Regions from separate parts of the Homo sapiens genome. Here regions 2 and 3 are each linked to region 1. Evidence: chromatin contacts called from ENCODE Hi-C data. All regions are on one chromosome and are shown on one strand. The core of a region is the stretch at or near the end of the contact, and the rest is flanking DNA. Distances in the headings are between cores, read along the strand shown. Region 1 overlaps LINC01250 (long intergenic non-protein coding RNA 1250). Region 2 holds the start of EIPR1 (EARP complex and GARP complex interacting protein 1). Region 3 overlaps EIPR1 (EARP complex and GARP complex interacting protein 1).

Region 1 (2,823 bases), core at 147-2,646:
GGTAAACAGAAACCAGCCCTTTCAAAAGAATCCACCACTGACATCAACCAACTACCAGATGCTGCCTCTCCCTTTTGCAATTTCAGTACCACAATTGAGCAGCTTTCCTTCCTGATAACAGACCACTGGCCAGGGGGCCAGGGAGTGGTTCTGGCCAGTCTAGAAGGATGAAGAATAAGGGTCTTCATGTCTTCTGCTGCACCTTTTGAAAGCAGAAAACTCTACCCTCAAATCAAGCTATCAGCACCATTTTTCTTTAACATGGGTCGAGGAGGCATGAAGCTCAATTGCACGTGCCTGCATTTTTCATTTCATAAATATTCACGACTCCTCCTATAGCTTATTGAATATTTATATTCAGCAACCTCACTCACAAAAAATCCCTGTTCCCTTTGCCCCTGCCTCCTAGTGTCTGTTTCCAGCTTCTGTCTGGAGGCTACACTTCCCAGCCAGTCAGAATGGCTGGTCTGCAGGCTGCAGCCCTTTAGGAGAAATGAAGCTCTCCTTTCCAAATTTATAAACCTCAGTGTTCTTCAGTGACAGGGTAATCTGGTACCTCAATGTGAAGGCACACTATTTCATCACAGAAAAAAAATACAGTAGAAAAATAGAGACTAGTCTTTATGTTGAATGTATAAAACTGTTTATATGTAGACAAGTAAGAAAGGTAGGTTACAAACAGTAGGTATGGGATGAATCACTTCAGTCATAAACAAACAAATGCACACAAACACATATGCCCATAGAATAATAACCATGAATTTATTTCCTCAAACACCTATCTCTATGGAAGGAGTGTTTTAGTTTTATTGTGGGGCTCCTTGTTTCTTCTCATTTTCTACAGTTCATATTAGTAATTTGCAGTCCTACTGACAAATATTATTAAATACAAATAGATCAACCCAAGTGAATTTGATAACTAGTAATGAATCGAGTCAGGCTTTATTGTTCATTCTTTCCTGCCTCACTTTACATGAGCCCCTTAGGAAATGCCAATGAGAGAATACACAAGTGGCATAGAATATGCATGCTGAAATGACTCCTTTTGTGAATAAGTTAATCCCAGAGAAGGCAAGTGACTTGACCAGGCTCACTCAGTGTTAGAACAGAACCTGGGCAGAGTCTCCACTTCCTGATTTAACTCAATACTTGGAAAAGGCCCTGCCACAGAGGACAGGTGTTTTCTTCTTCATAATTACAAAGTAGGAGAGAAGAACTTGGAAACACTAGTCTTACCAAACTGATAACCTTTCTGATATCACTGATGGTCCACTCGCCCATCAGTGATATGTAAAATAATGGGAGGACTGTTCTTCAATTTTCTTTAACACTGATATGAATTCTAAACACAGAGATACAGTAGAATCTCGAGGCAGCATCTTTTGTCGTTTCTGATAAGCACGAGTGCTTTGAGTGTTGTCAAAATGTGGAACTGCAACTCACAGAGGAGGAGGCTGCCAAAGCAATGAGTTTCAGCTTTGCTGTGAAGTCTGACTTGGTTGAGGAGGGCAATTTGCCCTCCAGGATGGGGTGCAGTGTTTAAAATACTTGTCACATGAAGGCAGTGTCTCAGCCCTCCCAGAAGCCGCGATGCACCCCCAGCTACAGCAGGACTGCCTTCACTGCTTCCTACACATTTCCCATTTGCTGGGTTTTGAAAGTCATTATGAAAAGAGAAGCCTTGAAAGAGAAAAGGAAAGCAAATTTCATGGTACAGTCTTTGTGAGCAGCTCTCAGCAGGAAGCATCTCCATGGTGACCAAGGTCTGCTCCTGGACGTGGAAGAGGCAGTCACCACCCCCTAGGTTAGAGGAGACACAAGTTGCCAAATATTAACAGGAAAGACAAAGACTTTACAAAACTTTTTGTGGGTGTTCTCATTCACTCTAACGTCTCATCCAAGGTCTGCTCATGCCTCACAGAAAAGAATGTGACTTAACCTAGACAACACCAGTTCTTCAGGTAAGACATCACAAGCCATCCTCAGGTGGCCAGCGAGGTTCTCAGAAGATCAAGGCCATGGAAGTTTCTCTCCAAGAGCTGTCAGTGGTGGGGAGATCAAAGGCCTCCATTCATTCAATATTTATTCAGCAAATATACAGAATCAAGAATCAAGCTGAGAGCTGAGTTCAGTAAGCCAGGGAGTCATCCAAACAGGTCGCAAAAATCAAAGGGGAGGTGAGAAGCAGGTATCAGAACTCAGCGCCAACTGCCAAGGGAGGGAAGGAGGACCTGGGAGGTTCTGCCGCCCAGGCTGGAATCCCAGGCTCTCCCCACGGCTGTGGTGCAAGCCTGGAAGTGACGAGAGGAAGGCTGGACCAGAGGCACCTCCTGATGGGGCACTCCTCCCCACGTGCTTTTTCAAGAGTAAGGGGGACAGAACTGCAGCTCTAGCCTAGGAGAAGCAGTGCCAAGGGTGATTTCGAGGGAATCAAAGCCTCACTCCCACTCCAGGAAAGGCACAGACCTGCTCAAAAAACATCCGAATGCATGTCTGCACAGAGGGTCTGCACAGAGGCAGAGAAGCATGAGAGGAGGAAGATATGATGGCCTTCACCCAAGGAGCATGGCAGAAGGTACTTCTGGTCCACTAGAAGTCATCCACACTGGCTGGATGCCACTATCCTCTTCTTTTTCTTCAAGCCTCTAACAGGCATATTGCCTGGTCCTGCACTGACCCCTCTCTGTATGAGAGCTCTTAGCTTCAGCTCTGTCGATGGCCTCCCTGGTTCACAGGAATTCCTTCCTGGCTTCCTGTCCCCCTCTCGCCTTCTCCTCCCACCTGTCCTTTTGTGCCGTATGCTGCGTTTATTCCAACTTACCA
Region 2 (2,823 bases), core at 181-2,680, 480 kb after region 1:
TAACCTACTTAAAAACAGACATTGGCCAGGTGCGGTGGCTCACGCCTGTAATCCCAACACTTTGGGAGGCTGAGGCAGGCAGATCACAAGGTCAGGAGTTCAAAACCAGCCAGGCCAAGATGGTGAAACCCCGTATCTACTAAAAATACAAAAATTAGTCGGGCGTGGTGGCGGGTGCCTGTAATCCCAGCTACTTGGGAGGTTGAGGCAGGAGAATCACTTAAACCCGGGAGGCGGAGGTTGCAGTGAGCCGAGGTCACGCCACTGCACTCTAGCCTGGGCAACGGAGCAAGACTCCATCTCAAAAAAAAAAAAAAAAAGCAGACATCATTTATATCTTTAACACATACTGCTGCACAAAATTATGTATCAAGTATTTCATATGGCAGTGAACTGTGTTTCTATCTCTCTATCTGTCCCTCAGTGCTTTAGGCATAACACATTCTCAAAAGCTACTTGAATAGATGAAAACCAGGACAGGGCTCTAACAGGCCCTACACAATCCTCATCTTCCTCCCCCGCTCATCTCATCCCCTACCTCATTCCCCCTGACGCATTTACTCTATCCACGGCAGCTTTCTTGCTGTCCTGAACTACCATGTGCATTGCTTATGCTCTGGGGGCTCATTCGGTTCATAGTCATTTGTTGAACACCTACTATGTGACAGTCATGAAAAGGCACTGGAAAATACAAGGTAAAAAACTAGTGTGAAAACAGTTGAATCCGAAGACAGTCTGTGGTTTACTGAATATTAGTGTACCAATGTTAATTTCTAAGCTGTGATAAATGTACGATGGTTATGTAAAGTGTTAACATTAAGGGAAGCTGGGTGGAGGGTAAAGAAGAACTTTCTATGTATTTTTACAACTCTTCTAAATACTTTAAATTGTTTCAAAATCAAACATTTTTATTTTAAACAACATACAGTTCCTACCTTCAGGAACTCAAATTCTAGAGGAAAAGGTGGGCGTGTAAATAAATGAGTCCACCAAAGTGAGTGATAACTTCCAGGTCAGAAGTCATGTTCGGGACAGGATGTGAAGGGGAAGGAGGCAGGCCGGCTGTGGCCAACCCTGTTATCCAGTACAACCGTTTAACCTCCTAAAGCCTCAGTTTACTTCTCTGCAAAATGGGAACTAGGGAACAGACACGGGTCCTTGCAGGGCTGGTGGGAGATCTGCAAACCGAAGTCACCATGGGACCGCGCATGCTATCAACAGCCAGGCCGAGCAGCACCTGCCGCCCTCCCAGTGACCCACCTGGAACTCCAGCCCGTAGATCACTGGTGCATCGTCCTCCATGCTGCGGGGAAGCGACCCGACCCCGGCCACTCACACGCTAAGGACCTCGCTACGGCCGGCGCGTCCCCACCTCGCGGGCGTGTTCCCAGCGCCCATTCATTCCCTCCCCGCAGCAAACGACTCCAAACTGGAAGTCTTTCTGGCCCAGAACAGCTTCCGTAGTGGCCACTTCCTATTTTTCGGATGTGTCATCAATCTGTTCCTCACCAGCGACCAATGGCAGCGGCGCTGGCTTGTGCGCATGGCCACTTGGGCTCACATCCGGGCTCTCAGCGCGGGGACTCCTGGAGGTGAGAACCCGGCCCAGAGGAAATAAGTTGGTGGGCGGAGCGGGCCGCGGAGGCCGGCTGTGGGTGGAGGCCGGCTCCGAGCGCAGGCCGTCGGGAGCAAGCGGCGATTAGCCTTAGCTAGCCATCGCATCTAAGAATCGCTCACGCCGTAGTTGGGCGCCGCCATGTATTGTCATTTGTATGTACTTGGCGTTCCTGAGCGCTGGGCCAGCGCTTCACACGCACTGCCATAAGGAGCTTCATCCAACCCTATGAATAAGCTGTTACACTTCCATTTTACCGATGAGACGCTGCAAAGTTGAGTAACACAGTCGCAGCGCTCATTGGTCCATTGGGTAGCCAGGATGGGCACCTGAGCTGACTCCCTTAGGTTCGGCCCAAGGTGCCCTAAGTCAGGGCCATGCCTAATGCATTTCTGCAGGTGCCCAGCACTGTGTGGCAAAGAAAGCACTACCAAGGATGGGGTTATGAAAGCCGGCACCGCACCACTGGTGGTCCTGGACTGCATATGCCTCCGAATGGGAGTCGGAAGGGAAGGCCCTGGGGTTCCTAGAGGTCTCCAAAGACTAAAGACTTGTGGTGGAGAGACTGCCCCTCTTTCGCATCCTGCTCAAAGTGCCTGCCCTGGCCTTGGGCCAGCAGAAATGGCATCGCAAGGACTCCAAAATACATCATAGCTGAACCACGCCGCTAGCCTGGTTCCACCGGGGCTTCCAGGACCACGCACCTTTCCTCCATTTCTGTGATTAGCTTTCCCCTCTACCCTTTATTGATCTCCGTGACGGAAATGGTTGGGTCTCGTTTTGCTCAGTTGGGCAAGGCGCGTGGTATTGAGTTAAGGCTGGATGAGTATCTGTTGAGTGTATGAAATTTTAGAGATTACATGAGAAATCAAATGAGCAGGCCGGGCGCGGTGGCTCACGCTTGTAACCCCAGCATTTTGGGAGGCTGAGGAGGGTGGATCACAAGGTCAGTTCGAGACCTGCCTGGCCAACACAGTGAAACCCCGTCTCTACTAAAAATACGAAACTTAGCCCAGCGTGGTGGCACGCGCCTGTAATCCCAGCTACTCGGGAGGCTGAGGCAGGAGAATCGCTTGAACCCGGGAGGCGGAGGTTGCAGTGAACCGAGATCGCGCCACTGCACTCCAGCCTGGGCGACAGAGCCAGAGTCGGTCAAAAAAAAAGAAAAGAAAAGAAAGAAATCAAGTAAGCAAAAACAAGAAAGAAAG
Region 3 (2,823 bases), core at 202-2,701, 400 kb after region 1:
ATGCGATAAAGCAGAAGCTCACAGGACTCTTTTACAGGGCTCCTGAGGCCACGCCAGCAGTGGGAAAATCTCCAGAGTGGAACTGAATTCAAGAAACCTGTGTATAGAATACTCCCTCAGCGACTTGGGGTTCCAGATCCAGCCACCTGAAAACTTTCCGGCATACAGCAAAAAGAAAACCCCTGATTTCCTAAACTCAATCAGCTTTGAGTTTAACGAGGGTGCCTCTGGGCCAATGTCTAATGAATCACAGGATCAGAGTCACCGCCTGATATTCTGTGGTTCTGGTGAAGCCTGGGCAGCACAGCAAGACCCTGTCTCTACAAAAAATTTAAATGTTAACAATTAATTAAAATTTAAATTTAAATAAAACGTGTGGTGAGTGGCAAACTGCGGTTTCAAGCAATTAGAAGACAATCCCTCTTCTGAAATCCAGGTCCTTGGCTTTCTCATGCTGTCTCATCCTCCCAGCACCACACTCTCCTTTCTTTGCCTCCCAGTTCTTTTCTGTTGGCTGCTTCTCCTTCTGCTGCTGGGCTTTAGCAAGCTGATCCTGAGTGCAGTTGGTGGATGGCGACAGGCCGGATGAAGACAGCGATGGCAGTGACGTGACGTCGCGGAACCAGAGGTTGTGCCCCATTGCAGTGGCCATTGCCAGAAGCCCAGGCCCGCTGCGGATCCACAGCCCTCCCTGCATCCTGGAACCCCCGCCACCTTGTCACTGTCACTCTGGGTGAACTGCTTGCTTTGTGTCTGTCTTCCCATCAGACGACAGGCTCCCAAAGGCCAGGCCAGCCGTGTCTGCATGGCTGAGCTCGGGGCGCTCCAGCAGGGCGTCTGGCATGCAGCAGAGAGGGATCAATACTGAGAACAGAACAGAGGAAAAGGGCAGAAGCTCCAGGGCCAAGGTCAGCAGGAGGGAGGGCCTGGGCAGCCACAGCAGGGACACGAAATCTGACTCCGTTTTTTTCATCTGTAAAACTGAAATTGTGACTCAAGAGTTGTGGAGATTAAATATGAAGACCGCTGAAAAGTGACAGTGGCGCTGGCTCACAGCTGCACTCAGTTGTGGTGACAGCCAGTGCCCTTGTGTCCACCTATGTAACCATCCCCAGCCTGGGGACTTACACAGCCCAACGTCACGTGTATTTGCTGCACTTTTAGTTGCAATTCACAAAAGCTGGCTCCGGCTGATTAAGCAGAAAAGGAGATCAACGTGAGGGGCTGGGTGGAAGGGGAGGGGTGCCAGGCAGCTCACTCTCACCAGCCATGCCGAGGGCCAGGCTAAGGGGAGCCTCTGGGGGCCAAGCTCGGAGCCTCACCAGGGCCATGGCCCAGCAGGGGAGTCTCTGCGGCCCCCATCCAGCACAAAGGAAGCCACCCCACAGCTCTGCTGCTGCCTTAGGCTGCTGCGTGCCAGGGACCGACCACCACCTGGAAGTCACCGGCACTGCTGCCACCTCGACCGCCACTCACAGCAGCAGTGGCAGCCCCCACTGTCCCCTCACGCTGCCACGTCTGAATCAGTCTCACCCAAATGCTCAGGCCAGCAGAGTCGGGTCACAGCGAAACTGGAAAATAGATTTCTTATTTTCATATTGGGAAATGCGACTAATAACCTAGGAAATTTCCCCAAGCACAGGAAGACTACTCCAAAGATAAGGAGCAGCCACAAACCCGCCAGACGCCGGCAACCTGACTTCTGAGTGTTTCCCGGCACCGTGAACACAATAGACGACACGTGATACGGTGCGGCCTCTGCGCCCGGGAAGCTTCGCCCTCTGCTGGCAGACGGCGGGATCCATCGGGTGCTGGGAGGACCGGGAATCACAGCAGGCTGACCAGCCATAACAGACAGAGTATAACCCCAAAGAGTCAATCGCTGTCAAAGGAAGACTGTTAAAAATCTTATACAGTCATATAATTTGGGTTGAATAATGAAGATTCTCATAAAACCCTATCACTCAAATCTCCGATTTACAGTACTTGTTGCATGGTTTGAAAAGATTTCCTGTTACAAAATCCCCACTGTGTGATTTGCTGACTCTGATGTAGGAAGACAGACACGGTCACCAAGTTCACACAGAAAGGATCCATCTGAAGGGCTGGAAACGCCCAGGCACGCGGACAGGCAGCGGTGAAGCCACAGAGATGATCTTCCCAAGACCCCACGGAGCGCCACGCAAGGCTGCAGAGATCCAGGGAACAGCGTGCTGTGCGCGGGGAGGTGGTCTGGCGAGATCGGAGTTGAGATGGCCAGGGCTGAGGAACAAAGTGTCCAGGGTTCCCAGCGTTTCTCAGAATCACCCAGGCAACCTCATCAGAAGACATGGTTCTGCTCCACATCCAGCAACCAAGACTATGTGATCCTGACACCTGCAGTTCAGCCCTCCACTCCCGTCCTGTTCAACCCTCCACTCCCGTCCAATTCAGCCCTTCAGTCCCGTCCAATTCAGCCCTCCACTCCCGTCCAGTTCAGCCCTCCAGTCCCATCAGTTCAGCCCTCCACTCCCGTCCAGTTCAACCCTCCAATCCCATCCAGTTCAACCTTCCACTCCCGTCCTGTTCAGCCCTCCAATCCCGTCCAGTTCAACCTTCCACTCCCGTCCAATTCAGCCCTCCACTCCCGTCCAGTTCAGCCCTCCAGTCCCGTCCAGTTCAGCCCTCCACTCCCGTCCTGTTCAACCCTCCACTCCCGTCCAATTCAGCCCTTCAGTCCCGTCCAATTCAGCCCTCCACTCCTGTCCAGTTCAGCCCTCCAGTCCCGTCCAGTTCAGCCATCCAGTCCCGTCCAATTCAGCCCTCCACTCCCGTCCAGTTCAG

What was found. A loop is a pair of places that touch in the nucleus more often than their neighbours do. Pooled maps may share reads with other maps.
Region 2: a loop to region 1 is called in a map with no recorded cell type, with 7 times the contacts of the local background. The contact joins the promoter of EIPR1 here to the enhancer-like site in region 1. A Hi-C loop is called at or near these places in 5 of 37 single-sample maps with no recorded cell type and 5 of 50 pooled maps.
Region 3: a pooled map shows a loop between it and region 1 (4-fold over the local background). The contact joins two enhancer-like sites. A Hi-C loop is called at or near these places in 3 of 37 single-sample maps with no recorded cell type and 7 of 50 pooled maps.

Annotation. Positions count from the first base shown.
Region 1 is chr2:2,900,040-2,902,862 of GRCh38, forward strand. All of the region lies in intron 5 of LINC01250 (long intergenic non-protein coding RNA 1250), which reads right to left. Among named protein-coding and RNA genes, the nearest start is that of LINC01250, 220 kb to the right of the region's middle. Within about 2 kb of position 1,397, at least 5 of the 41 ENCODE cell types and tissues checked have a DNase peak (open chromatin) inside an H3K27ac peak, as active enhancers do.
Region 2 is chr2:3,376,388-3,379,210 of GRCh38, forward strand. EIPR1 (EARP complex and GARP complex interacting protein 1) reads right to left here and starts at 1,431. Exons shown (of 9, transcript NM_003310.5): 1 at 1,261-1,431. The coding sequence starts at 1,302. RefSeq lists enhancers at 935-1,214, 1,235-1,414, 1,435-1,484, 1,756-2,272, 2,273-2,789 and a silencer at 1,655-1,714.
Region 3 is chr2:3,302,006-3,304,828 of GRCh38, forward strand. The region is part of intron 3 of EIPR1 (EARP complex and GARP complex interacting protein 1); the gene reads right to left. Among named protein-coding and RNA genes, the nearest start is that of EIPR1, 74 kb to the right of the region's middle. Within about 2 kb of position 1,452, at least 9 of the 41 ENCODE cell types and tissues checked have a DNase peak (open chromatin) inside an H3K27ac peak, as active enhancers do.